Regions from separate parts of the Homo sapiens genome. Here region 1 is linked to region 2. Evidence: chromatin loops called from intact Hi-C (ENCODE). Cell type or tissue: MCF 10A. All regions are shown on one strand. Each heading gives the region's core, and the rest is flanking DNA. Links, peaks and the distances in the headings are about the cores only.

Region 1 (15,384 bases), core at 3,638-11,637, 390 kb after region 2:
ACTCCAGTAACTTACTGCTACCTCAGACTCTCCTGAGTGATTTTCCCCTCAGAGACTGCTTGTTGGAAAAAGAGGTAAATCATAAAAAATAAGCAAATAAATAGTAAACCAGAATAACAGCAGCAACAAAAACAGATGGTATGGAGGATTTAGCTTTATAATACTTATTTTAAAATAAAGGAACACATGCTCCTTGCAAGTAATTTAAACAAAATTGCACAAATTAAAAAGGTACAAGTCCCTGCCCCCAGAGCCTAGTGATAACCATGAGTAAGTGGACACATAGCCTTACAGACTTTATATATCTTACATTCCTGTATATGTTATATATACATGCATGCGTACATATATGTGCGTGTGTGTGTATATATATTACACATTGCAAAAAATGAAATTATGCCAATACCTAATCTGTCATTCTTTGTATTTTAACAAACATTGTGGACACCCATCCCTATTAGCAAATATAGAGCTGCCTGCATGGCATTCCCATACCTTTGTATTTTAAAGAGATCTAAAATTTAGTTTCATTGAGATATTTGATTTCCCATATATGATTGCAATGATATCTTTGTACATGTACACTAACAGACTCATGCTAACATTTCCATTGGAAAGTTTCCTTAAAAGGACTGATTATAAAATATGCTCATTCAAAAATGTGCCTTCCCAAACAGTTGTACAAAATTGCATACTGTCACTAATGGTATGAAAACCACCCATTTTCTATATTGTCCCAACCCTAACATTAAAAGGTATGTCAATGTGAGAGGCAAAGACCATGGGCTCCTTATGTATAGAATTTTCATTTCTCTGTTTACCAATGAGGTTGAGCCTTTCCTTCTGTGTTTTGTAGAGAGGCAGTACAGCTTACTACTCAGGGCTTCACCTCTGTTTATGATTGCATACAAGAAAGGAAAGGGATAGAGCTTAGTACAAAATTAATATTAAAATAGCTTATTAGCATTAATATTAGTTTTTGTTGATAATATCTAGACTTTTTTTGAACAAGTAAGATTTTATTTTCACAAGTGCAATGTTGCCTTAATGGCCAAAAGTCAATCAAGATATTACATATTATACATTAATAAATGACAAAAGAAAACATTTCAATAGACACAGAAAAACATTTGACAAATCCAACATCCATTGTAATAAAACCTCTGGCACACTACTAATAGGATAAAAATTCTGAGTCTTGCTAAAAGTAATCTGTGAAAACATCTAACTAACATTATACCTAATAATGAAAAACTGAGTGCTTTACTTGCAAGTTTAAGAACAAGACAATAATTTCCACTTCTAACATTCTACTCAACATTGTACTAGAATTATTAGCCAGGGAAATTATGCTAGAAGGCACAATAAAATCCTCCAGATTTAAAAAAAAATAGGACTTTCTTTTATTGCACACAATACAATCTTCTACATAAAAATTTGTAAGGAATTTACTAAAAACTCACTAGAACTAATAAATAATCTATGTCACAAGGTACAAGATCAACATGAAAATTAAGTTGTACTTTTATATACTAGCAATAAACAATCTGAAAATTGACAAGTGGGACCTAATTAAACTAAAGAGCTTCTGCACAGCAAAAGAAATTACCAACAGAGTAAACAAGCAGCTTATAGAATGGGAGAAAATATTAGAAAGATATGCATCTGACAAAGGTCTAATATCCAGAATCTGCAAGGAACTTAAACAAATCAACAAGCAAAAAACAAATAATGCAATTAAAAAATGGGCAAAGGACATGAACAGACACTTCTCAAAAGAAGATGTACAAGCAGCCAACAAACATATGAAAAAATACTCAACATTACTAATCATCAGAGAAATGCAAATCAAAACTACAGTGAGATACCATTTTACACCAGTCAGAATGGCGATTACTAAAAAGTCAAAAAATAACAGATGCTGGCAAGGCTGCAGAGAAAAGGGAATGCTTATACACTGTTGGTGGGAATGCAAACTAGTTCAGCCACTGTGGAAAGCAGTTTGGAGACTTCTCAAAGAACTCAGAACTACCATCTAATCCTATAATCCCATTACTGGGTATATATCCAAAAGAAAACAAATAGTTCCACCAAAAAGACACATACACTTTTATGGCCATCACAGCTCTATTCACAATAGCAAAGCCATGGAATCAACCTAGGTGCCCATCAGTGGTGGATGGGATAAAGAAAACGTGGTATATATACACCATGGAATATTACACAGACTTAAAAAAAAGAATGGAATCATGTCTTTTGCAACAACATAGATGGAGCTGGAGGGCGTTATCCTGAGTGAATTAATGCAAGAACAGAAAACCAAATACTGCATGCTCTCACTTATAAGTGGGAGCTAAACACTGAATACACATAGACATTAAGATGGGAACGACAGACACTGGGGACAACAGACAGAGGAGGGAGGAAGAAGGGGAATGGGATCTATGACAGGATCATTTGTACTCCAAACCTCAGCATCATGCAACATACCTGTGTAACAGACCTGCAACATACCTGTGTAACAGACCCTTTATTCTATAATAAAATTTGAAATCATTTAAACAATTCTTTTCGGTGTAAAGTCCTTGCAGTTCATTGGTTAAATTTATTTCTGAATATTTTTCTTTTTGATGCTATTATGAATATTTAGACTTCTAAGCAGGCAGTTATATCATTTGCAAAGTAAGAGTTTTATGCTTTTTAAGGTTTTAATGTTAACTTTTTGTAATTTTTCTTGTTTTAGCTGATTATTCGAATCTTCATGAAAAAACAATAATGACTAAAATATGAGTTACTGGGCAGGCACTCCTTTGTGGTTCTGACTTTGGTGGGAACACTCTCCACATTCCACAGTTAAGCGCACGGTTGCTATGGGTTTCTGGTAGACCGGACTTCAGAGAGTCAAGAAGTGTTTCTTCTATTTTTAGTTAGCCATTTTGTTTCAGGGATCTCCATATTTGAAGGTTTTTCCCAGTCTTGTTTCAGAGTCAGCAATGTTCTAAGGAGGCAGCTGTGGCCGCGTTTACAAATTCCAGTTAAGATCAGCTCAATTCAAGAAAGATCTGTCAGGTGCACGCACCTGGCAGGCCCTGGGAATGTAACAGTGAAGAGGAAGGCAAAGGTCTCTGTCCCCATGGAACTAACTGCACGCCTGGAATTCAAAGTGCAGTGCACATCACAATGGAAGTCGCAATGGGGGTGTCAGAGGGAAATCAACCTACCCTCTAGTTGAGTGTGGGCTGGCAGGGGACACAGAGGGTCCTTCCACTGCATGTGCTCAGACAAAAATGGGCCATGAGGGTTTTACAAAGATATTAACAATAAGAGCTGAGCAGAGGTTTTCATCTAAAAATGATCCTCGGATTAATTGATCAGCAAGATCTTCCTTTTGCAGGTCCCAGGTTTCCCACAATAATACCTGGGATTTATCTCCCTCTGATGGGTTTATTTCTTCAGAAAAGTCTGGTGTTTGTGACTCAGCATAGCCAGCTCTGCTTGTACGGAGGGCCTCTTCTGGGCCATGTGTACTGTAGGTATTACTGGCTTAATCCTAAAACCCACTTACGGGTAGTTCTTATTCCTATCGTGCAAAGGAGGTGTTGATGACTGACTCAGACACACCACCCAGTTGCTCTTCAAGGACGATTGCCCAACAGCCCCCAGTTCTTCCTTCAAGGTCAGCCTCAATTTTGGAGCCAAGGTGATGCTCTTCTAGAGGTAGCCCCAGCCAGGAACCCAGTAAGTCGATGGCATGAGGGTTGGGTCATTTCCACCACTTTGCAATCTTTGCCCCAGAGTCTCCTCTGCATTGGCACAGACGTGGTCAGTTTGAAGCCATAACCTGATGGCCACCCCTGCCCATTCCTGCACCCCTCCTTTTTCTTCCCAATGAAGTAGGGCAGTCCTAACTCCAGCTCACCTTCTGTGTCCCAGAGACTCTGACCTTCAGGGAAACTGAGGTCTGAAGAGCAGCTGCGTTTGTGGCTGATATTAATTCAAGGCCACCATGGATCAGGCACAGGGTCAAATGTGTTAGGCACAGACTTTGGGTCCCCAGAACAACCTGACTGGGACAGAAATCCCGATTCCTCCCATGTCCCTGTCTCCTGCCCAGCTGCCCTGACAGCTCAGGAGAGACGGGGTCTCCCCTAGTTCTAGGGCTCCATGGTGGGGCCTGCTGAGGATATGTGCTGACTGCTCTCTCTTTAGAAGTCATTCCGCTCACGCTGGGGACCAGGGGGAGGGGGAGATCCCAGGGAAGAGGGAGAGCTGGCTTGCAGGGAACGACCGTGGGAGTGTTTGCCTTGTAACCAAATCACAGAGGGTGCGCTTGTGAAGGGCTGCTTTATTGTCGCAACTGGAGTGTGTCTTCTCTTTTGGCACCTTGCAAACACCTCAGGTGCCACAGGAGTCTCGAGGGGCGGCTGGGGCTGTTGGGCAATGTATGAATGAAAGCTTTCACGCTGCCGCATTCCCCAGGAAAACTCTGGCAGCCCTTTCCCTCAGACCTTCCTTTTGGGCTGGGCTGCTGCCTAGCATGCAGCTCAGTCCTAGGGTCCCTCTCGAAAGCCCCAACCTGGGGCTGGCTCTACTGCGGCTGAAAGCAGCTGAAGGTTTTTAACAGTGTGGCCTTTCTCAATAAGAGCTTGATGAACAAAGTCAAAGGAGCTTTTGACTTCAACGAGAAAAAAAAGGAACCTTCATGTCCAACCAGAAAAATGTCCTTAATTTTGCAGTTGAAACAATTTGTATTCCATGTACTGAATAAAGCTGGGTGAATGTGTTTGAGACTTCTAAGAAGCACAGGCCAGGTCAGGGCTCCAACAGACTCCCAAGTTCAAATCCTTTGCCTCTGCCCTAGACCCAGAGGCAGGTCCAGGTTTAGTGAGGCCTATACTGTATACAATTTGGGCAGCCCTTTTAAAGAAAAAGATACAAAATTAGAACTGAAAATGAATATTTATCCGGAATGACAACAGAAACACCTGTAAATCACTGGAGATTCAGGAGGGCCCCTGGAGAACAAGCATACCCACTGGAGTTGGAGCCCAGGAAGACTCTGTAGGTCACCTCCACCTGGAGGAGCTGGTGACGGAAGTGCTGCCACCTGGGGCACCTGGAGCATGGCCCCTGCACCAGTCACAGAGAGGAGACCCCGACAGCCCCCTTGCCTTGGGCTGAGAGGTGTGAGCCAACAGTGGCCTGGGCAGGACCTCCACATTGCCCTTAAGCTCACATCCTAACATTCCACAAGGCCATCTGGGTGTAGGGTGACCAACAGTCCCAGTTTGCTTGAAACTGAGGGCAAACCAGAATGGTTTTCTGTGACCTCTGCCTTTAAGTGCTAGTACCTGAAAAGTCCCAGGCAAATGGGGACAAGTTGGTCTTCCTATCTGGTTCCATATATATGGCGGGAATGCCTCCCATCCACTGGTGATTGGTGACATGTTGCAGTCACGTGGCCATCAGGTCACACATGTTTGTAACAGGTGTTTACTTTTTGTAATGAGCTTCTGATGAATGCCAGGCATGACAGAATCATGTCTCAAATTCATCTTTCCAGGCTTTACCCATGGCCAGACACAGCTCTCATCTCTGCCAGACAGGTGCATTTCCTGGTGCTGAGCACCCATGGGCGTTGCTCAGTTTTCCTGTCTCTCAGATTGAGAGAGCCTGGCCCAGGCACTGCCAGACCCCCTCCAGGGTCCACAGATTCATTCCTGAGGTTCACCAAACTCTCAGGTACAGAGCAGCTGGCCTCCCTAAGGCTCTCTCAGCGCACTTTCCCCAGGCACACGATGGTGCCTGGGCGTCATCTCTTTTGGGGTTCTTGCTGAGCTCCAGCACTGGCCTAGGAAGGTTGTGGGTCTTCCAGCTCTTTGAGAGGGGACCCCATGTCCTATTCCTCTGAATACCAGCAACAGAGTCACTTTAGGAAGGCGCAGCCCAGTGCACCCGTGAAGGGCTTTGGATTCAGTGTTAATCAGCATCCATGATCCACACTGTCCCGGAGTTCAGGACTTCGTGGTGAGGGATGCTGGAATTTCTGTCCTGTCTCACTTCACAGTAGTGTAAGGAAGCTCGGGGAACTCAGGACCCTACCCAGGCTGCATTATCCAAGTCTCCTGACTCACAGCCTCGAGCCTCTGCACTCTGCTGTCTTCTGGTGCCTTGGGATTTCAGATGCCACTTTTGGTCAAGCCAGCCTTGGGGGACAGCCACCTGGGTGACTGTCCATGAAGTTGATGATGGGCTTTGTATAATTTTAACAATACAGTCTTAAAAAATTACTCTGGGAAATTTCAAATGCTTACAAAAATAGAATTGTAAGATTACCACATTCCAATCACTCAGCTTAAACAATAATTATCCAGTTTCATCTAGGCTCTGCATCATTCACCTTCCCCCACTCTAGAGTATTTTAAAGCAAATCTCAAGCTCATCAATTTTTCAGGTTATCCTGGTTAAAAAAAAAGGATTCCTTAAAATCCACGATATCCTAAAAACTTTACAAAATTCTATACTACCATTAAATATCCAATTAGAGTTCAAATTTTCCTGGCCACCTCATATATACTTAATGGTTTATTGTTCAATTCAGGATCAAAATCAAATAAATAAGATACATGGGTTGCAACTGGTTGGTTTGTTTCTGTTGATGGTTGGCCCTTCTCTCTCTCCCCTTCTTTTCTTGCCCCCTCTCTTTGCTCCTCTTGTCCTTTCTTCTCCGTAGCAATTTCAGCTGAAGGAAGGGGCCAGCTGTCCTATGGAGCTCCCGAGTGCTGCATTTGGCTGGGGCTCCCCTGCCATTGAGTGTGTTCCTCTCTGTCCCACCTGGGATGTGGTTTGGGAGCTGAATCTACAGCAGGCTTCCCAACTGGCTGCACAGTTGACACTTGGCGTGGGATAATTCCTTGTGGTGGGAACTGTCCTGTGCATTGCAGGATTTTTAGCGTCATTCCTGGCATCTCCTCATCAGACGCTAGCAGCACCTCCAGCTGTATCAACTCCAAATGTCTCCAGATATTGCCAATGTTCCCTGGGAGGCAAAATCATGATATTCTCATGTCTCCACATGAACATGCATGAGATATGTGATAAAGGCAAGGCCACTTCCTAGGCAGCCCTGTGCCCTCATCTGGGGCCACTGCTGTCACTGTGTCACTGACGGGGACAGCCCCACCTGGGGAGCTGATCCCTGGATGTGTTCCCCCTTCATAAGACAATACAGAAATAGACTAAACCACAGCTTCACTCCTATTGAAAATCTTTAACAGTCTCCAATATAAACATGAATGGGCTTCAGGATGAATATTTTTCCCTCACCTCTTTCTCCCTGACACTGGCATAACTTGGATTGATACAAAGAGACATTGATCATTGTTTCAGGCCGACTTCCTGGGCTGGAGGGCACACCGTTTCTGGGCCTGCCTTTCACACTCTCTTCTGTGTTCTGATGCGAACGTGGCAAAAGGAGGAGGCTCTGGTCACCACCCAGCGGAACATGATGGTATTTTGATTTCAGAAGCATGAATTCTGACAGACAAATACAACCAATGGCTGTTCCCTAGGCTGTTATTCTAGAAAAGACAAGTTTCACAATGAACTATTTTAGGGAGAAAATACATTAAAATTCCAAAAATGTTTAATAAAGTTTTTTCCTCTGCATTAGATGACACAATTTTGACTTTTTTCCCTCTGTTTTGTATTATTACAATTTAAAATGAGGAAAGCTATGTAGTCAATTCAGGTTAATTTGCTGTTATTTTGCCATCTTATTTCACTGCATTATTAAAACATTTAGAACTGTGTGTGTCATTAGTATTCCAAAATGTAATTAGCATATTTAATCAAAAACAATTAAGAACAAATACTGCTTCCCTTTTTAAGTAATAAAATATTTACTACTGTAAAAACAAATGGAAACCAAACAATACTTTGAGGACTGATTTCTGAGAAGAAAGGAAAGAAAGCGCGAAAGAGAGACAGAAAAATAGATGGGAAAAAGAGAGAAAGAAAAGAAAAAGAGACAAAGAAAGGGCGGGAAAGGAGAAAAGAATCCCAAGGAGACTTGCCAACTCTAAGATCCCTCTGGTGGATTTTTTTACCATTATTTTTTTCCTCTTGGGAATTTTGATTCCTATAAGCCAAGTGCAAAGAAATAAAATTTTATTACTACTTCTCAAAACCATCATAAAGGGCAATGTGTGAACTAAGAAAAGTTATGTAATTTCCTACCTAGGAATTTGATTGCCCAGCTGAAAATTTCCTTTGGTAAAAATAAGTTTGGATGCTAAATTTTTGAATGAGACCTTGAGATAGCAGAAACAAAAAGAAAAAATGAAAAAAAAAAAAAAGAGGGCATTTGAAAATCGGTAGACTCTTTGCGCACTTGGAGGAGACTTTGAGAGGTTATCTGAATAGTTCCTTGCCAGCCAGCTAGCCTCTGGGCTTTTGCTGTGGTTTGATCTATAGCAAGATGCTGTACTGCTTTGGATTTCATGTACTCTATCTTGTTTACAGCCCATCGTATCGTAGGGACTTGGACTTTATGCCTCATGCCCTGACACCTGGAGTCTCCAGGACTGTGCAAACCAGTTGCACTGATTTTCTCCCTCATCAAGACTGTTAGAATCTGATCTCTCTACTTTTTCTTCATTTTTTCAGCACCCTCCTTCTTCTCTTTAATTCCTTCTCTCTGCAAGGTAGACTTTAAGGTCCACTTTAAAAATCACTGTCTTTCCAAAGACCCCAAATACCATGACCCATTGCTAATCACACATTCTTGGCAAATCTTCCAAATCTCAGTCAGACCAGCTGCCACCATCTCAGTGCTTATACCTGAGCAGCTGAAGGCTAGTGAAAGAAATGACACCAAAATGTAGTTTGTGTTACCTTGAAGTCAAGGTCACCAACATTAGCATTAGTTGTGTTATAAGATCTTTTGTGTTTCTCCCGTCAGCATTCTGTCTACATTAGTAATTTCAAAAATTAACTCTCCTCTCAAACATCTAATTCCTCTTCTTCGCAATAATTATATCTTGACCTGGGTTCCCTCCAAAGCAGAGCCTGAGGGGAAAATTTATGTTCAAATACTTCTTTTGGGAATTTCATTCTAAGAACCAGGAGCATAAAATAGGAAGAAGGAAACTAGAAGGAAGTCAATATAAAGACGAGTCACCAAGTTAAATTGCTGTAAATCTAGATAAGCTCTTGCTATAAAACAACAAAAAAGAACGATTACACATGGATATTCAGTTTTTCCAACATTATCTATTGAAGAGAATGTTTCTTTCCCTATTGTGTACTCTTGGCACCTTTGTCAAAAATCAGTTTACCATAAATGTGTGAGCTTATTTCTCAGTTTTATATCCTGTTTCATTGGTTAATGATTCTGTTTTCATGCCAGTACTATGTCGTTTGAATTACTATGTTGTTTGAAGGTTTGTAGTAGATTTTGAAATCCTATACTGTGTCTCTGGCTTTGTTCTTTTGCTCAAGATTTCTTTGGTTACTTGGGGTCTTTTCTAGTTCCATCCAAATTTAAAAATTATTATTTTTATTTCTATTCAAATGTCATATGAAAAATGACATTTGAATTTTGATAGGGATTGCACTGAATCTGTAGATCACTTTGGACAGTATAAAAATTTTGACAATATTAATTATTTCTATCTATGAACATGGAATATATTTTCATATTTTTCTGCCATCATCAATATTTTATAATTTTCAGGTTACATATCTTTCATCTTCTTCTTTAAACTTACTACTAAGTATTTTTATGCATTGTGAATAGGATTGTTTTCTTAATTTTGTTTTCAGATAGTTTTGTTGTTGGTATATAGAGGCATAATTGATTTTTATACATTGTTTTTGTATCCTGTAACTTTAATGAATTCATTTATCAGTTCTAACAATTTTTTGGTAGCATCATTAGGGTTTTGTATATATTAGAGCATGTTATCATTAGACAGAGACAATTTTGCTTCCTTTTCTATTTGAATGCCTTTTATTTCTTTTTCTTATTTTATTGCTATGTCTAGGACTTCCAGTACTATATTGAATAGAAGAGGTGAGAGTGGGCATCCATGCCTTGTTTCTGAGCTTAGAGAAAAAGCTTTCAATTTTTCATTATTGAATATAATGTTGGCTGTCAGCTTGCCATATATAGCATTTACTGTGTTGAGGTACATTTATTCTATATCTAATTTGTTGAGATGTTTTATCATAAAATGATGCTGAATTTTGTCAAGTGCTTTTTCTTCATCTATTGAGATGATCATGTGTATTTTGTCCTTCATTTTGTTAATATTATGCATCACATTCATTGATTTGCTTATATTGAACCATCCTTGCATCTCAGGGATAAATACCACTCAATCGTGGTAAAAGACTCTTTTAATGTTCTGCTAGATTCAGTTTGCTAGTATTTATTGAGGGTTATTTTATCTATGCTCATCTACAATATTGGCCTGTAGTTTTCTTGTAGTGTCCTTGTCTTGCCTTTGGTATGAGGCTAATTGGATCCTTAGCTTACACCATATGAAAAATTAACTCAAAATGGGTGAAACATTTAAACTTAAGACCTGAAACAGTAAAACTCCTAGAAGAAAACAGGGGAAAAGCTCCCTTATGTTGGTCTGGGCAATGATTTTTTGGATAAGACCCTAAAAACAGAGGCAACAAAAGCAAAAATAGACAAATGGGATTGTATCAAGTGAAAAACTCCTGTAGAGCAATGGAAACAATTAATAAAGAGACAACCCATAGATTGGGAGAAAATACTTGCAAGCAATACAGTTGATGAAGGAATAATATACAAAATATATAAGAAACTCAATTCAATAGCAAGAGAACAAATAACTGAATCAAAAATGGGCAAAGAATCTGAACCAACATTCTAAAAAAAGGCATACATATGGTCAACAGAAATATGAAAAAATGCTCAACATCACTAGTTATCAGGGGAATGTAAAATAAAGCCAGGATGAGTTTTGTCACCTCATACTTGTTAGAAGATGAAAGATAACTAGTGTGTTTAGCATGAATGTGGAGGAAAGGGGACCCTGGCACACTACTGGTGAAAATGTAAATTAGCATAGCCATTATGAAAAGCAGTAGGATCCAGAAATCTCACTCTGGGTGTATATCCAAAGGAATTAAAATCAGTTGAAGAGAAAATCAGTTGAATTGAAATGTTAAAGAGGTATTTTCACCCTTTTGTCCATTGCAGCATTATTCACAACAGCCAAGATAGGGGAGCAACCACAATGTTCATCAACTGATGAGTGAATAAAGAAAATGTGGTATATTTACACAATGAAATACTACACACTGTTTACAAAGAAAATCCTGGCATTTACAACAACATGGATGAAACTGGATGACATTACAATAAGTGAATAAGCCAGGCAGAAAAAAATCAGTGTTGCACAATGTTACTTATATGTGGAATCTGAGAAAGTGAAACCCACAGAAGCAGAGAGTAGAAGTTACCAGAGGCTGGGGGATGGGAATGGGGAAGGAAACTGTTGGTCAAAGTGTACAAATTTAAGTTAGAAAGGAGGACTAGGTCGGGCGTGGTGACTCACGTCTGTAATCCCAGCACTTTGGGAGGCCAAGGCAGGCAGATCACAAGGTCAGGAGTTTGAGACCAGCCTGGCCAACATGGTGAAACCCCATCTCTACTAAAAATACAAAAATTAGCTGGGAGTGGTGGCACATGCCTGTAATCCCAGCTACTCAGGAGGCTGAGGCAGGAGAATTGCTTGAAGTTGGAAGGTGGAAGTTGCAGTGAGCTGAGATCACACCACTGCACTCCAGCCTGGATGACAAAGTGAGACTCTATCTTAAAAAAAAAAAAAAAAAAAAAAAAAAGGAGGAATACGTTTTAGTGGTTCATTGCACAGCCTGGAGACTATAGTTAATAATAACATATATTTCAAAATTGCTAAAAGGATATATTTTAAATGTTCTTACTAGAAAAAAATAAGTAAGTGAAGTGATGGATAGGTTAATCAGCTTGATGTAGTCATTCTACACTGTGTACATTTATCAAAACATCACATTGTATTCCATGAATTTATACAATTATTATTTATATATTAAAAATAAGATAAAAAGTAAATTAAAAGGTTGTACAAAAATACAATGTAACACTAATATGGAAGTTATTGACAGTGACCTCAGTAAAAGGTCTTATATTATTTATAAATTAAAAATAAAAAATAAATTAAAAGGTTGTACAAAAACACAATGTAATACTAATATGGAAGTTATTGACAGTGACCTCAGTAAAAGGTCTTATACTCTCTAAGGAGAACCAGAGACATTGATAAATTTTAGATATTATATATCAATTATGCATATCAAAATGTTAAGGCTGTCCACTAAGATAATAGCAAATAAAAACTATTCAAAGATTCTGGAAGTGAGTAAAGATAAAAAAATGGAGAGTACAAAAATTGTAAATCCAATGTAAGATAAGAGGAAAGCCTCTAGGGAAACATAGATATTTATTTATAATATGAAATATAGTAGAAATTATCCAAATACGTAAGTAATGATAACAAATGTTGTTAGGTTTGTCGAGGCAGCCCAGTGAATTGCCCATTTCTTCAGGAAATCGAAAGAGTGGGAAGAAATGTTATCCACTGGCATCTTTAGATGGATTAAAGTTTTCAAGAAACAGGAATTTGTAGGACTACATCATAGAAATCTAATTGTTATTTTTTAAATATTCATCTAAGGTATAATCTATGGAAATATTAAAAATAAAAGGTTGGGAAAAGATACACTAGGAAAATACTGAAAGAAAACAGTTGCAGTGATATTAACAGAATAGTCTTAAATACAGAAACCATTAGTATTTTCTAGTTGTAGTTAATGATTGTAAGGGAAAAATCACCAGCATAAGATAATAATTATTCAAACTTCACACAGAGAGGGACATCTATGGCTTGTATTTCAGCCATAAACCTGTTATTTAGAGAGTGCCTGGCAGATGGTAGGAACTCAGTAAATAGTTGTGAAATGGAAAGTTAACAATATTGAACATAAATGCTTCTGATGCCCTGTCTGTAGGTATACATAAAGTAAAAATTGGCTGAATTACAAAGAAAAACAGAAAATCCCAAGATCATAGTACATTTCTCTCAGACATTGGTAAGAACAAGCAGGTAAAAGTATTAACAATACAGATAATTTTAATGTCACAATGACTGGTCTTTGTGTCATAAACATATCTAGATGCTTGCATGCAACATAAGAAACTATATATTATTTTAAGAACATATGATCCATTTACGAAAATTGATCATGCAGTAAGCCATAAATTAAGTCTCAAAAAGTAACTCGTATCATATTAGTCATTTTTTCTGACTAAACCACATTAATTAGAAATAAGGAACCAAAGGAAAACCTGCACTCCAAATACTGAAAAATATACATCTAAATAATTCATGTGTCAATAAAGAAATCAAAGTAGGTATTATAAAATATTTGGAACTGAGATACAATAAAAATTCTACATGTCAGAACTTGCGAGCTGTTGACTGGGAAAGGGCATAGAGGAATATTCTGGGGTGATAGAAATCTACTAAGTATAGTATTAATATGCACTTTTACTAGTTATTCAATGGTGCACTTATGGTATGAGCATTTCACTGCATATAAATATATATCAGTAATAATAATACCTGTGGGTTACTGTGAAAAAATACTTACATAGAAATTCATGTTTTCAAGCCTATAAAAGATAACTCAAGAAGTTAGAAAAAGAACAAGAGGAGAAAAATTGACATAAGAGTTAAGAGCGGAAATTATTAGAATATATAATAGAGAGATCAACAAAATCAAAACTTGGCTCTTTTAAATGATTAATAAAAGAGCCAATATTTGGGCAAAATTAATCAAGGAAACAAGTACACAAATGGGCATTTCTGGGTAAACAGGATAAAACTATATGAACAGTAAAGAATTTTTAACATCGTAAAGAAAGTTTGTTTTTAGTAATGGTAGTCTGGTTCATTTGAACCAATACCACTACTAGAAATAATTTAAAATACTGACTTACATATAAATATACAGAGACATTTCCTTAAGGGCATTGAAAATTTGGGAAAGTAATATTAAATTATCAGAACGCAACTGAAAGAACCATGGGGACTTTCACTCAGGCCATAAGAGATGTATTAGGATTGACATTTCTCTCATGCCATAAACAAATAGGAAAATAGACAGAATAAGTGAAACAACTGTTTTCAGATAAGCAGTGTAGACAGAGTGGTGATATTAATATCAGTCAAAGTAGCCTGTAGAACAAAGTATATTAGCAGCAACATGGTTAAGTTTATAATGACAAAGGCTTAATTTATTAGGAAGACATATAGTTCTAAATGTGTATGCACCTAATAGCTGAACTTCAACATATAAAAAGCAAAACCTGACAGAAGAAAATGAAAAATGGACAAAGCCACAATTATGGTGGGAAATTTCAATAGTCATCTCACAGTAATTGATAGAATTAGCAAGCCAAAGAAACAAGCAAGAATTTAAAAGATTCAAACAACACAATGAGTAACTTGACCTAGTAGCTGACATTTTAAGAACACTTCACCCTCAAAGAGCAAAATATATATTTCTTTAAGTGCCATGCAGCATTCACTAAGAGATACGATAAATGGGGCTGGAAATAAAATTTAATGTAGTTTTAAAATTTTAAACATAATGTATGTTGAAAATTAAATGTATTTTTAAACATATGCAAAATATGTTCATTGATCACAATAGAATTTAAGTAAAAACCATTAACAGAAAGTTACCTGAAAATATCCTCAAATATTTGGAAATTAAATAACATATTTCTAAATAATTCAAAGGTTAATGAAATAATTCAAAGGGAAAATTAGAAAGTACTTTTAATTGAATAGAAATAAAATCAGAATAATGAGTAAAGTCTTTTTTAGAGGGAAATTTATAGATTTAAATATTATGTTAGACCTAAAATCAAATAACCTAACTTTCAACTTAAGAAGCTAGATATCAAAGAGTGCAGTAGAGGAAGGACATCATAACAGCAAGCGTGTAGATCAGTAAAATAGAAAGCAGAAGAATAATAAAGAAAATTGATTAAGCGAAAGCTGAATCTTTAGAAATAGTGATAATTGGCAGCTCTCTAGCTAGATTGATGGGGAAAAAAGTTACATGTAATAGAAATGAAAGAAAGGACATTTGGCCAGGCATGGTGGCTCACAACTGTAATCTCAGTATTTTGGGAAGCTGTGGCGGGAGGACAGCTAGAGCACAGGAGTTTGAGTCCAGCCTGGGCAACATGGTGAGACCCTATCTCTACAATTTGTTTTTTAATTAGCTGGGCATGAT
Region 2 (15,384 bases), core at 3,906-11,905:
CTTTCTCACATTTCACAGACTGCTTTGCTGTGTTCCCTATTTTTCTCCAGGTGTAGTCCCCCCTCTCCACCTCCCAGCCCCACATCTTAGATTGCAAGATTGCAGCAAAAGCTGGTGAATGTTCCATGTATGCCCCTTAGCTAGTGAAGTGGCTGGATGTTCTGTGTGTGCCCCTTAGCTAGTGAAGTGAGCGGATGTTCTGTACCTGTCCCTTAGCTAGTGAAGTGGCTGGATATTCTGTGTGTGCCCTTTAGCTAGTGAAGCAGGTGGAGTTCTGTTCGTGCCCCTTAGCTGGTGAAGTGGGTGGATGTTCTGTGTGTGCCCCTTAGCTAGTGAAGTGAGTGGATGTTCTGTATCTGCCCCTTAGCTAGTGAAGTGGCTGGATGTTCTGTGTGTGCCCCTTAGCTCATGAAGTGGCTGGATGTTCTGTGTATGCCCCTTAGCTAGTGAAGCAGGTGGATATTTTGTTCATGCCCCTTAGCTAGTGAAGTGGGTGGATGTTCTGTGCATACCCCTTAGCTAGGGAAGTGGATGGATGTTCTGTGCACACCCCTTAGCTAGTGAAGTGGGTGGATGTTCTGTGTGTGCCCTTTAGCTAGTCAAGTGGGTGGATGTTTTGTGTGTGCCCTTTAGCTAGTGAAGCAGTTGGATATTCTGTTCATGTCCCTTAGCTAGTGAAGTGGCTGGATGTTCTGTGTGTGCCCTTTAGCTAGTGAAGCAGTTGGAGGTTCTGTTCATGCCCCTTAGCTAGTGAAGTGGCTGGATGTTCTGTGTGTGCCCTTTAGCTAGTGAAGCAGTTGGATGTTCTGTTCATGCCCCTTAGCTAGTGAAGTGGGTGGATGTTCTGTGTGTGCCCTTTAGCTAGTGAAACAGGTGGATGTTCTGTGTGTGCCCCTTAGCTAGTAAAGTGGGTGGATGTTCTGTGCATGCCCCTTAGCTAGTAAAGTGGGTGGATGTTCTGTGCATGCCCTTTAGCTAGTGAAGTGGCTGGATGTTCTGTGTGTACCCCTTAGCTAGCAAAATGGGTGGATGTTCTGTGTTTGCCCCTTAGCTAGTGAAGCGGGTGGATGTTCTGTGCATGACCCTTAGCTAGTGAAGCAGGTGGATGTTCTGTGCATGCCCCTTAGCTAGTGAAGGACACCATTTCTGGAGTATCTAGAGTGGGCCAGATACCACGCATTCCCTCACGGATCTCTGGAATCCTCCCTGCAAGGGAGGATCATGAGAAGGTTTCTATTATTCTCTCTACTTTGCATGGGAGAAAATGGGCTTAGCAAGAACTTCCATAGCTGCTCTGGGCTACACAGCTTGTCAGTGGGTGAGCTGTAGACCCCATGTTTGTTAGGACTCCAGAGTCAGAACATCATTTTCTCTCCCAGGACCAGACCTGTGGCCACACAATAAACGTGGCCCACTAATGTGGGAAACGTATTGATTTTTATTTTGAAAATATTTTCAATCTAGTGCTCTTTCTTAAGCAAGGAAGAATTCACTCTTCTGAAGTACGTTGTGACTACACAATGCAGTCTCCCAGACTATTGTTTAACTGCCCCATGATCTTTGAATGACTTTATTATTGTATTACTTACTGTCATTCCTACATTCTGAAATTGATTTTGGAACAGTTAAATCTTCATTTGAGTGGAATAATATTATGTTTCAATGTTGCCAAGACCTCTCCTTCCTGCACAGGCAAGGAGGAAATCCTCTAAGCTTTTGGACGTTCCTGATCATTTTCACTGTCCACAGCAGGGAAGGTGGCCCACCCTGCTGTACCCCTCCTCCTGGGGTGTGCGTCCCTGCACTAGAGCAAAGCTGCTGCAACTGCCTTTGCATGTTTGGATTTTTTCTAAGAGCTGAGTGACTGCATCCAAACTGCCTGTAGTTTTGGGTGGAATGATTTTATAGGGTTCATATGGGCGTTTCTGGGAGGGGGAGGAGGAGGAAGATTAACCAGGCTGGTGGAGAAATTGCTCTCCAGGCCTGTGATTCTTATGTGGGTCTCTCAGGTGCGTTAGCCTGAGCTTAGATCCTTCCGGGCCTGACTGTTTCCCAATCTCTCTTTAATTGGATGGAGCTGTGTCTCAGTGGCTGTGCATGGCTGGGTGATAACCCTCTGTGGGACTTGGCTTTCTAGCACCTGGTAGGAAAGTATTGGATGCCTTTGGGTGCATGAGATCTGGGGGTGGGGTTGAGACCCAGACCCACTGGCTGGGTCTCAGGAAGCAAGGAGTAGCAGAGGTTAAGACAATTATCCAGATAATCCTAATTCCCTCTGCGGTACAGAGGCCAGATGTGTCTTGGTTGCAGAATTAACCAGGTCTTTGTGGGCATCTCCATCTACCCCCATTGACAGAGATGCGACTGGCGGGTCCTGGTGGTCATTTTGGATCAAGCCTGGCAGCCTGTTGGTTGGTGAGCATTGCAGGCAGGGACAAACCTATTGCAGGGGCTTTTGTAGGGATTTGTAGGGATTTCTCCTATGTTTTGTTTTCTATGAAACAAACAGTTGATTAAGAAAACAAACAGTTGATTAAGAAGACAATGCATTCCCTCACCCCTTCATCCTTTGTCTCATTAACTTGGATCTATTTATGTCATGTTAACCAAACTCTGAGCTGGCTTAAAGTGGGATTGTATCACCCAGCCAAGTCGTAAGTGCAAGAGGGGGTCTTCCAGAGGGCCATTGCATTGAGAAAGAAACACTCACTCATGTCAAGATTTATTTGTTAGAAAACCCCTCTGGCCAGGTGCAGTGGCTCACTCCTATAATCTCAGCACTTTGGCCAGCTGGGGCTGGAGGATCACTTGAGGTCTGGAGCTCGAGACCAGCCTGGGCAACACAGTGAGACCTCATCTCTACAAAAAATACAAAAATTAGCCAGGCATGATGGTGCACACCTATGGTCCCAGCTACATGGGAGGCTGAGATAGGAAGATTGCTGGAGTCCAGGAGGTAGAGGCTGCAATGAGCCATGATTCCGCCACTGCATTATCCAGCCTGGGCCATAGGGCAAGACCTTGTCTCAAAAACAATCACAACAATAACAAACAACAACAAATGCTTCTGATACTGTACCATGGCAAACTACCTGGTTTTAGTTAGAAATCTATCTCTGAGATGAGTCGCTGCACCCAGGCCTCACTTGCTCTTGGTCTGGGGCGGGCTGTGCAGTTCTGGGATCTGCTCTGGTGATGAGCCTAAGGTGAACCTCAGAGTCAAAATCATGCCTTATGTCTGTCAGACACTTTGAACTGTTTCAAAGCCTCTCCAGGCCTATTATTTCATTTGATCTTCATAACATCCCCCAGACAGGGAGCCCCAGATAGGTTAATTGGCCTGCCTGGGGTCGCAGGTGGGAGCTGGGACTAGAACTGGAGTCTCTCCGGTCTTCCTCTACCCTCACGTCTGGAAGGACTGTGTCATGCCATGTGCTTTGGGGACTCACTGAGACACTTTCTGGTCTTTCTGGCCCCACTGCCACTGCAGCTGGTGTCAGGGAGAGACAGAAAGAAGGTGTGATGGGAATCAGCCCCCACAGCTCTGAGGGAGCTCCAAGGTGAGGGCCCATGGTGGACCCATCAATTCCAGAGGGCCACCTCCAGCTCCCAGCCTTGGCAGGCTTCTGCAGAGCAAATTGCAAGGGCTCCTCGGGCTCGTTCTAGAACCCAGACTGTGCTGTGAAGTCCGTTTCCAGCTGGACTGCCCAGGACCCCTCTCCTCCTCTGTCCCTCTTCTTCTTCTCCTACTGCTGGTGGCTCCCTTCCTTTCCTGAGCATAAACTGCTTTTCCTCCTGGAAATGTTGCAATTTTCCCTTCCTTGTGTTTTTGCTTGAGTGCAGGAGGGTTTGTGTTCAAGGTCTGGGGCTATTGAGGCTGGTGGGAAGTGAGCAAGTTTGAGAAAAGCCGGTGAGGGCAGGAGCCAGCAGCACTGGACCTGGCTGCAGGCAGCATTCCAGTGGGAAAAGTTAGAAAGCGTGAGTGCAAAAATAAAATATGAATATGCGAAATGTTAAAAAAGGGAGAAATTCCCAGGGCCACATTTGCCTAGTATCACACTAATACAGTGAGACAAGTAGGCTGATGGTTCCAAGCCTTCAGAAATGAGCTCTCAACGTTCAGTAGAGCCGAGATCCAGAGAATGATCCCGGCTGTGGGAAGATGGGCTACAGACTGCACCTTCAAGCTCTCCTTCCTGCTGAAATAGGAGCGTGCACGCAGCCACTTCAAAATTCAGACTGTGCATGCAGCAAGGCTGGAAAGGGAAAACGGCTCAAGGACCCGCCACTTGGGGGCAGCAGTTTTGAATATTTCGAATTGCAAGCCACTCTGTGGCTGAGACACCAGCATGCAAAACTTGCATACTAACAATGACAAACAATGTCTCAAATTGTAAACAGCTTAGGGAAGAAATCTTATTTTAATATTAGTCCAAAATTTCCATTTATATTCATATTCAAATTTATCTCCAGAAAATAATCCATATAGTTAAGACTCGAACGAAAGTAATTGATACAGAATAGGAATCACAGTCAGGGTGAAATAACCCTCAGAAAATCACAGTATGTGGCCGATTTTCTGAGTGGATAAAGCTGGGCTTACAGTTTATGCTGGGAGTATTTGAGCTAAATTAAGTCATGAAAGAAGATAATACAATGTACCATCATTTTAAAGTAATTTAATCATGAAAACTAAAAATTTGGAAGAAAACAGATATTTTACTTAATAGAAACCATCTGTACTGTACAGTAGGCAAATTGTATAAAAATGAATAAAACTGTCTCTGGAGGAGAGTGGCTCAGACACCGGCTTATATAATGAAGATGTATATGTGCCTTTTAGCATTTGCATTGTCTATTAGATGAGGTAAATCGCAGGGAGTATAAGGGAAACAGTTACAAATTTTATTACCATCATATGACTGATGACAAAGTGGCAATAGAAATAATGCATAAGAGATGGGGTCTGTTCCCAAGTCCAGTGGCTCTCCACCTTGGACCAGTCTTAATGGCCGAATCTCTATTGAGCGAGGGTCACTAGGATGTTTTTGTCTAGTTACTATGGCTTTAGTGGCTCCTACCCACAAGGACCATCTTTTAACTTGTTTAGGCTCCGAGTGTGCCATTTGATTTGATTTGGCCCCACCAGGGAGGCACCTAATTTAAACACTTCTGGAGTGGCTTTTGCACTGGACTTTTGGCTGGAAAGATGCAGGCAGATGATCTGTAAAATGTCCCCTTTTTCCTGTTGACCTGCATCAAAATGCATTTTTCTGACAGAATACTTTTGTCCCTGGTAAGAGGGGCTGGCTCGTCCCTCTCTGTGTCTGAAGGTCGAGTGCCACATTTTTCAAAACAGACACTTGTTCCTAATCTACAAATTAACTAAATAATCACAACTGCTAATTATACAGTATCAGGCCTGGAATACATAGGGCTTGAGTAATAATCAACTTTTTAAATTAAGTTGGTGACAACCACTATTAGCTGCTGTGATTTAATAATCCCAATAAATGTGCACATTTTAAAAAGGGGCTCTTTGTAATTTTTTTCCCCAGCATTTGCAACTGAATCTGTTAATGAAAAGAGAACACAACAGTTTTATGTTACAAACGATGCCATAATAGGTAAATAAAAGGGCTCCTCTAGACGCTATTAATGATGGATGTGCCGCGAATATGAATTGGAGATGCGAGGCAGAGCGAAATTTGAAATCAAGTTTCTATTTCTGTTTGTTATGATGAATTAAGGCCAGAAAGAGAATCTGATTCCTTTTGTATATTAAGCATTTTTGGGCAATAAGAAACAGATCCCATTAACAAATATGTAAAATAAAAATACCTCCCTTAAGATTTAGACGTTGGCAAATTTAGAACAAAAGAGATGCAATTTTCCACCTCGTATGCTCGCGCTGTTTTACCTAATATTATTATAATGCATTGGCTCCAGCAGCGGACCTGCGCGGCCGGGGAAAAGGGGCGCGCGCCTTGGCGACTGGGGGCGCATCGTGGGGACTCGGCCTCTTTTTCCCATCTTCTGGAGGAACCGCCGACCATAGCAGAGGGGAGCGCGTGGGAAGTCGCCCCGCGGGGCAGCCGCACATCTCAGAGACCTGCGGGGGGCGCGGGGTAGAGGGGAGAGATTGATCCGGGTTGGGGGGGCGGGGGGCCCACGAACGGTGGGGCGCGGGGTCGCTGGCATCTAGGACCGGGGGTCCTGGGAGGCTCCGCCAGGGGGCTGGTGAGGACCCTCACTCTGTGGGGGCCGGCCCTCCTTCTACCTCTTTCACCCTTTTCTCTCTGCCGCTGATTGCACCACTTTTCTTTTCTTTTCTTTTTTTTTTTTTTAGTGGTCAATTGAAATTTTATGGCTAAGTTATTTAAAAGAGACTATAGAAGAACGAAATGAGGGAAGGATGATGGAAACACCGCCTTTCTTTTACAATAATTACTCTTGATAGCAATTTGAACTAATTTGCATTAAAAAAACACCCATTTAACCAATCTGCTGCAAATGGGGACTTACTGTATACTGTTTTGTTAGACCTCAGGACTCCATTGTAGCATTTAAATTATGGAAGGACTACAGGACCCCATGAATACCCACGTCTGCTTCAGCCCAGGTTGGGCTTGTTTTCAATACCTGAGCAATGATATGATATGGAATTTCATGACAAAATGGGCTCATTTCTCATAATTGTACCTTTTATGTGTACTTTATAAGACAGGAGATGAGGGCAGAGACTGGAGCCAGGATTCCTGGCTATTCTCTTCTCAGCATGACCTTAGACAAAAATCCCTTCATATCCCTGGGTTCTCATGGAAGCAAGAAAGTTAGGAATCAAATACAAGGCCTTTGCCCTCCAAGACCTTAGAAATAGATGTGCATATGCGAGTGGATATTATTATTATTTAGGCTTTTGATAAACAATGATAAACTTCGTGGGGGTACGGCCTTTCCATCTATTGCCTGTAACTGATCAATATGCCCTTATTCCACCCCCAAAACTTTGGGGTGAGCTGGGGTGTGGATGGTTTTGTGTGTCAGTAAAGTGACCACAGCCAGCCGGATGGAGACAGCTGCCCTCTCCCTCTCTCTCTCTGCAGTATTTGGTTTCCCTGTACCATAACTGATGTTTTCCTTACATTTTTATTTCAAAAGAGAGATGAAGATCCTCATCTGGTTACAAAACCATTTGGACCCTCAGTCCTTCTCCTTTGGTTTCTTCTTTTCTGCTTTTTTTTTTTTTCCTACTTGAAAACATTGTAATCTAGAATTCAGAGAGGAAAAAAGTTGAAATTCAAAGCAGGCATTTTTTTTTTTTTTTTTGTCTGAGACGGAGTCTCACTCTGTCGCCCAGGCTGGAATGCAGTGGCACGAACTCGGCTCACTGCAAGCTCTGCTTCCTGGGTTCATGCCATTCTCCTGCCTCAGCCTCCCAAGTAGCTGGGACTACAGGCGCCCACCACCACGCCAGGCTAATTTTTTGTATGTTTAGTAGAGACGGGATTTCACCGTGTTAGCCATGATGGTTTCAATCTCCTGACCTCGTGATCCGCCCACCTCGGCCTCCCAAAGTGCTGGGATTACAGACGTGAGCCACCGCGCCCGGCCCAAAGCAGGCATTTTTGTGAGCCTAGCAGCGAGGTCTGGAGGCTTGGTGTGCTGGAGGGTGAAAGCAGCGTCAGGAGGTCACCGGGGTGGAATCTGATGACCCCCCAAGTTTCTCATTTTACCGATAGGGAAACTGAGGCTCTGAGGGGACCCGTTCACCCAAACAAGCCAGGTGGAGACTTGGGGTACTTTTCAGTGTTTTCCTTTATCTGTGTCAGTCCCCAGAGGGACCACATTTTCTGTACCCACAGAACATTCTGAATGAAAGCCAAGTGCAGACGATGTTTTCATTTCCCTCGTTTTGTTCTTTCCCCTTCTCTTCCCTTTCTTTCTTTTCCTCCCTCTTTCCTTTCTTTCCTCCCTCCCTTCCTCCTCCTTCCTTTCCTCTCTCCTTCCTTCTCTTCCTTCTTTCTCTCATTCACTCACTGCCTCTTGTTTTCTTTACCACAGTGCAGACCTTCTGGAGTCCAAGGTGGGGGGTTGGGGGTGGGGTCGGTGGTGGGGAGCAAGGAACAGGCCACCCCTGCTGCAGACCCGCCGGGTGGACACAAAGCAAAGCCACCCAGGAGGGGGTGGTGGGGACAGTCTTGCATGCCCCACCTCAAGCCGGAGAACATTCTGGCTGCAGGGGACCCTGCAGAGGCCACGAAGCCTCACTGAGTGAGAGAAAGAAAGAAGGAAAGAAAGGAGGGAAGGCAGCTCCCTCTGCTCAGCCGCTGGGAAACTGGTGTCCCGCGGTTGCTCCTGTCATGCACAAGATGGCGCTCTTAAGCTTTAAAAAGAGTCGGGGGCTCAGTGCAGTGAATGCGCCGCTCCACCCCGAGGGTTCCTCCTGGAGAGGCTGCAGAGCAGGCGGGAAGAGGCAGGAAAGTGAGGGCCTTCTTTCCTGGTGCCCTCAGCGTGATGGAGGGAGTCCAGCCTTGCTCTCCCCCTGGGCAATCAGGACTCCCAGAGACCCCGCTGCCCTTCTGAGCTGCTGCTTTCCAACTTAGGAATTGCCCGTGGGGTCCTCACGGAGTCCCCCGTGCAGCTGGACTCTCGAGCTTTGTTTCCTGAACAGGGAAGAAGGAAGCAGGTGGGGCACAGAGCGGCTCTGACCTGCCAGACACCACCGGACCGCTCAGGCAAAGGGGCTGCGTCCTGCTGTGCGGCCCCGGTCTGAGGGAGGGTCCTGCATTTGCTTACCTGATGCTGGTTCAGAGCTGTGCTAGCGAAGGGGAGGGCATAGAGAGGCCTCTGGGAGTCTGGAAAGATCCCTGGTCCTCTCCAGTGGGCTAGGACACTGAGCACATCTGCGCCCTTTCCTTGGAGGCCTTACCAGGACCAAATGCAGGCAGGAGAGAGTGGCCTCTTGCATGTGGTCACCCCAGACATGATTAGCCACCTGTCTGCCTGTGAACCTCTGAGGGAGGGGACCCGCCAGGGCCAGAGCCAGGTGCGCTGGAAAGCAGTGGGGTCAGGTCAGCCCCTTGTGACAAATCATCCATCTTGTGACTCAAGATTCAAAGTGAAGGGATTTCTGATGACCTGGAGGACCTGGGGGGATTAGGAACCCAGGAACCCAGGCCATGGAGGCAAGGGGGATGGGTCAGAGTGCCCGGTGTCCACTGCTCAGCAGGACCTCAGTTCAGCTTCTGTTAAAGAAGGTGGAGGACCAACTCATGTTTCAAATCGTGGGTCCCACAATGAAAGTGAACAGGTAAGAAAATGTGAGAATTCATAGCATGTAGTAAGAATAAGAGCTGTGTCTTGAAACTTTATTTCGGCATATTACACACATATACACACACATGACTGTGTACATATTTGTACATACATGTATATATCAGGCCACAAAGGTGGGCAGTTTGAAGAGCTCCCCGCCGCCCAGTGCTCTCTAAGACAGTAGCGGACACTGGACCCAGCTGTGGCTGTAGAGCTCCATGGATCTGGGTTCTAATATGGGCCCACTACCTGCTTGCTGCTTGACCTTGCATATGTTGCTTAACCTCTCTGAGCTTACCAGTCAATAGGATGATAAATGCCCTCCAAGATGCAGCTGGGCAGGTGCATGGTGCTTTGCACAGGGCAAGCGCTGGCAATGCACCTTCCTCCCCTTTCCATCTCTGATATTTACTGGAATGTTACCAGCCTGGCCTCAGAAATCATTCTGCCCTCGAGTTCCTCTGGTATCCAGGGCCTCCTCCCAAGGCACAATAGGGACCCACATCTTTTAGAGACCCATGTGGAGTGAATTAGTGGAAACTGAGGCCCACTGTAAGCCAACTTGTGTGGCTCTTGCTATGTAAGCAAGTGCTGTGGCTAAAGCTCTTGTCGGAGCCCGACCACCCTGTCAGTTTCTGAGGGGAACCCTGACTCACTTGGTGTTTTTTTTTTTTTCAGACAGAGTCTTGCTCTGTCGCCCAGGCTGGAGTGCAGTGGCACAATCTCAGCTCACTGCAAGCTCCGCCTCCTGGGTTCACGCCATTCTCCTGCCTCAGCCTCCCAAGTAGCTGGGACCACAGGTGCCTGCCACCATGCCCGGCGAATTTTTTTGTATTTTTAGTAGAGACGGGGTTTCACCGTGTTAGCCAGGATGGTCTTAATCTCCTGACCTCGTGATCCGCCCGCCTCGGCCTCCCAAAGTGCTGGGATTACAGGTGTGAGCCACCGCGCCCGGCCACTTGGTGCTCTTAAAATCACCTCTGCTACTGCTAGGGCAGACTCCATGGTGGGTGGGTTCTGTTCGATAGAAGGATCCAGGAGGACAGGGTGTAAGGGGTGAGGATAGAGCAGCAAGGTCATGGCAGAACCAGGCAGGTCCAGTCTGCTCTCCTTCCTGCTCTGAATGTTAACTGCACCCCTACTCTGAAAGGTGAAATTGACTCCTTCTGTCATCACTCATTGATCGTCTCTTGCAAGGGTCTGTATTACTGGTTTGGATAGGGGTGTAGATGTTGTCTTCTTTTTCATAACCTGGTGTCTCCAAATGAGGCCTGAAGAAGGCATAGCCGTGGAAAGGAGGTGGCACTGCCTTCCTGGTAACCTGCCTCTCAGGCTCAAACACAATCTGGATGCTGAGTCTTGAGGTTTGACCTCCTGCATCCCTGAACTCTGGTCAGCCTCCTGAGGTTCCAAGCCCATGTTCCCAGTCTGTGTTACCACGATGAAGAGGTAAAGAGAGCCCAGCTCTGGTCTTGCTGCCTGGAACATCTTGGGCACATCTGTGCCCTGAGTCTCAGTTTTCTCATCTGAAAAGCAACAGTTGAATTTACAAAAGCTTCGTTTTGATGATTAGGATTCTGGCTTAGACTCCATTAGCCCCTTTTCCAATCCAATAGAAAATTTTTAACCTTCAAGAATGTCATGCAATTATCTCTCCAGAGTTTCTCTATTAGTTTTATAATCAACTTCACTTGACCAACTAGAAATGATATTCAGCCCAAATACACTGTTGTCAAACTGCATAATTTTACCTTCTGGTTTGACTACTTTGTTCTATGTTATTACAGATAACATTCAACTAGCTTTGCCTTAATTGTGTTTGCAGAGCATTACTGCTCCAAGGTATTAGAAGGTGTCTGCGGTCAAGTGGGAGTTTTCCATAACGCAGTATATTTTGGGAAGCACAAGTCAAATGCATTTGAATTGATTTCATGAGTGCAGACCTTCTCAGAGCCTTATTTCTACAAAGTGTACAGGGTGGGAAGTTCAGAGGCCTGGACTCTTCCAGCTGTGCCTCTGCCCTGCTAAAGGGTTATATGTCCACAGTCACTGCTACCACAAGAGGTCGAAGTACATCATTGCTGAGGTCCTTTTCAAACTTTGCTGTTTCATGATTTTTGGTTCTGATTTCCACTTCTTCCTAACCAATAATCGAGAGGAATTTCTTGGCCTTTTACAATGTGTAGGATACTGATCTATGTGCTATGGGAATACAAAGTGTATCGGACATGGCCCCTGCCCTCAGGGAGGTTACACTGTCCTCCAGAATGCAGGACATACTAAGGGTTACATAGTGATTCTAGTCCATGGAATCTCCCACATGATGGGTTAGGAGTCCAAGGGAGAAGGACGGTATCTGGGGTGGTCAGGGGTGGTTAATGGATGAAGTTGGGTCTTAAGTGTATATTGTAAGAAGGATTTGTAGGGATTTTTGAGGTGTGAGTTCGGGGCAGAGAAGGGAAAAGCATTTTGGAACAGGCAACAGCATTTGCAAATGCCTAAGGTCAGCGAATAGGGGATTAGAGATCTGTGAGTGGTTATGTCCGGTGGGTCTGCAAGGGTGTCTGGGTGGTCTGGAAGGAAGGAAGCTGAGGGCTGTATAGGTCCATTGTGAAGGATCTTATATGTCAGGGTGGGGAATTTGTATCTGAAACTGTTGATAACATAAGTTTAATCCCAGAGGAGTTACATTAATTTCTCTCCTCTTTTCCTCAGCTTTACTAAAAAAAAGTCACTTGGAATTATGCGGTTGGGAGTTACATGTGTATCTGGGGGACTCACTTCTTTGAGAGAATCACCTATAAACCTCTCAATGGCATATAAGCAACACAGAGTCTTTCACCTCTCCTCACTGCCCCTGGCAAGCCCCATCTGCCCAGAGGAGCACTTGTTCACAGAGCAGAGCTACCTCAGAATCTCCAGCAACTCCTCACAAAGTTAAACATAGGATGACCATATGACCTAGCAATTCCACTGCTAGGTATATGCCCTCAAATAATTAAAAATAAAACAGATATTTGTACACAAATGTCCACAGGAGAACTATTCACAATAGCCAAAAGGTGGAAACAACCCAAATGTTTATCAACAGATAAATGGATAACAAAAAACAGTATATTCATACAATGGAATATTATTCGGCTGTAAAAAGGAATAAAGCACTCGTACGTGCTGCAATATGGATGAACCTCTGAAACATTGTGCTAAGTGAAAGAAGTCAGACACAAAAGGCTGCAAATTGTATGACTCCATTTATATGAAACATCCAAAATAGGCAAATCCATAGAGACCGAGAGCGGATGAATAGTTGTCAAGGGTTGTAGGGACGGGAAAGGGTCAGCTTCCTGCGCCCAGCGTTTTACTCAGGGGTGATGACAATGTTTGGAGTGACAGTTGCACAACATTGAGAATGTAAGCAGTGCCACTGAGCCGCACACTTTAACATGGTTAATATTATGTTACATGGATTCCACGTCCATGAGAAAATAATCCCAATGACACTGTGCTCCCTGGGGGCTCTGCCCTTCAGCTGGCAGAGGGCAGCGTGGCCCCCGGGCCTGGGAAGGGAGGGAAGGGAACCTGTTCATGGGTCCCCGAGAGCCCTCAGGGACCACGCTGCAGGCCTCCTGGGTGGGATCATTCTTTACGTTGTCCAGTGGTTATTTCCAAGTGGACCTATTCGACTCTCTAAATCACTTTCTTGAGTGCAAGAGAGTAAAGGGCAAAAGTTACTCCTTTCCTATTCTTTAAATTGCCAGGATCAATAGGCACCATTGATTTGAATTGAGAAATAGTTTCCAGGTAACATTTAGGAAGAATCATTGAGATCAGCACATGGAGAGTGACCGTCTGCTGCCCTCTGAGGGGACAAGCCTTTGGGGTTCTAAACTTCTAACCACCTCTGCTGGCTGTGTGGCCAGAGTCAGTGAAGCTGAGGTATCATTTGGAGAGATCATGGCAGCTTCTGCCCGTGAAAGGTAACAATTGGCCAGTCTGGTCCTCAAGCAAGCAGATGAGCCTTCATACCCTAAACTATACTGAGGGGCAGGAGCTCCAGGAGAGTCTGGATGCAGCCTCCATCCCTGATGGTCTTGCGCAGGGGAGGTCTTGTCTCTGAACAGTGGTCAGCTCCCGGGAGTGCTGGGGCTACCCCGGGTCTCCTGCTTGTGTTTGTCTGTCCATCAGAAGCTCAGCTGCAAGGTAGAGCCGAGGCCCCGTGGAGCTCTGGGCTAAGGCCCCTTTCTGAGTGATCTTCCTGCCACCACTCCTGGGGACACTTGCCTTGGAAGGAACCTGACCCTCTCCTTCAAGTCTTTGTCCCTGGCATTAGGCTGAGCGATAAGAGGCAGGGGCGACGCCATGCTCAGGGCAGTTCACGTGGATGACTCCCTGGCCTGTGTCTTTCTGCTACCATTGGGAAGAACAGCTGGTCTCAGAAGAGAAGCCGGTTTCCAGCCCAACACTTGAGGAAGGATATTAAAAGGAGAAAAAAAAATTATGTTGACTCCAAATGTCCTATTTTAGTTAGACAGCACACGAATAGGATTGGGGGACAGCATTGATCTTTTACTTATAATGCAGAACATTCAATGGATGGCAAAAATGCTTTTAAAAGGGGCCCATGGAACACTTTGAAAATATTAATTAGTGTGTTGAAGCATTCTGCATAGCATATCATAGTGAAACTGCTCCAGGGGGTTGCTCAGAATGAATTATTAATAAGAATCCCTCTCTCCCCCATGCTTCACACCCTGATTTTATGGGAGTTGGCGTGGATTGGGGTGTCTGTTAGATTCATTTGCTGCTCATTTCACACAAGTGGGGAGAGGTCTGTGTCATTGGGGTCACCCATGTTTGGGGCTCTTATGTCTGGAAAAGAAGACATACCCCAAAACACCAAAAACACACCCCGGAGGGGCAAAGGCAAGAAGAAGCCAGTGCTATCAGTGGCTGTGCTGGGCTAGGTACTTTATATACCAATTGGAAAACAAATGTCATGGCTGTGGGTGTGAGTGTTCCATTTCCTAAAGATTCAAGTCCGAAGGAGGGTGGCAGAGTCCAGGAAGCAGCAGCTCTTCAGACGAATCAGAAAAAATTCAGAGGCTTCTTTCCTCTGATCCCCACTTTGCCTGTACAACCCGTGAAAGAGGTCACCATTCCCTTCCCAGTGGATCTCAACTGTGTTCACTCAGCAACAGCAAGAGTTCACCAAAGCTTACCAAAATATCACACCCCCTAAACAAGTAAGCAGTCAGACTCTAAGCTGAGAGTGAAACCTGCTTTTTCCTGTTTTACTAAACATAGATTTGTAGAAATAGAAACATATTAGTAAAGGCATTTTGCTTTAAAATTCTAAACTAATCCAATCAAGGATCATAGAAATAATTATAGTTGTGCAAAATTGAACAATGAGGATTGGGGGGTTAATCTAGTTATTATGGGCATTCCTTGCATTGGAAATAAGCCAAAGCGTGCATTCACAGGGATGCCTTAGACAGCTCCTAGTTTTTCTGCTTTTGTTCCTTCCCCATCCCCCATTTGTTTCACACTTAGAATTTATGGACATCATATTTTTTTCTCTTTAAAAGTAATGTGCAGATAGGTTGCCGAGAAAAAAGCAAAAAAAAAAAAAACTATTTCTGAAATGATTGAGATTTTCAACATTATGGAAATGTAGGTAATCAGATGAAATAGTAAATTTTCCACTTTAGTTTTATTGGAGTCTACTGTTTTCAGGATGTAAAAGAAATGGCCTTTCCAGTTTAAAAATGAATTAGTAGACTGGACTTCTTTGTGTAATAGGTTTTACTAGGATAACTCTGGTCTACTGGGCCATGTATTTCCCCCCAAAAGTTTGAGGTGTCATGTTGGACTCCTTTGTTTTCCCTTCCAGGGAAAACCACAAGCCATAAGCTTAACTGGAATTTTCATGTTGACAACTTGTGCAATTATGAGAGGAGCGGGTCATTAGCAGTTGACTGTGCTCTGGCAGGGAGGGAAGCCAAGAGCTGTGCAAGTCTTCTGAATCAGCCGCAACAGCGCCTCTGCTTTTTATGAAGTTAAGAG

The links. Hi-C counts contacts between places; a loop is a spot of excess contacts. Peaks named below come from ENCODE experiments on the same cell type or tissue, not always from the same donor. Only the 100,000 strongest peaks of a DNase experiment are listed, where the experiment ranks them.
Region 1: a loop joins it to region 2, with 20 times the contacts of the local background. A loop is called at or near these places in 2 of 110 quality-filtered maps.

The regions. Positions count from the first base shown.
Region 1 is chr10:128,653,444-128,668,827 of GRCh38, forward strand. No RefSeq gene overlaps it. Among named protein-coding and RNA genes, the nearest start is that of LINC02667, 250 kb to the right of the region's middle. In MCF 10A, for the core only: a CTCF peak has its summit at 7,426; no DNase peak of the experiment used is centred there.
Region 2 is chr10:128,259,805-128,275,188 of GRCh38, forward strand. No RefSeq gene overlaps it. Among named protein-coding and RNA genes, the nearest start is that of LINC01163, 18 kb to the right of the region's middle. In MCF 10A, for the core only: CTCF peaks have their summits at 4,285 (motif pointing right) and 8,379 (motif pointing right); DNase peaks (open chromatin) are centred at 4,287 and 8,377.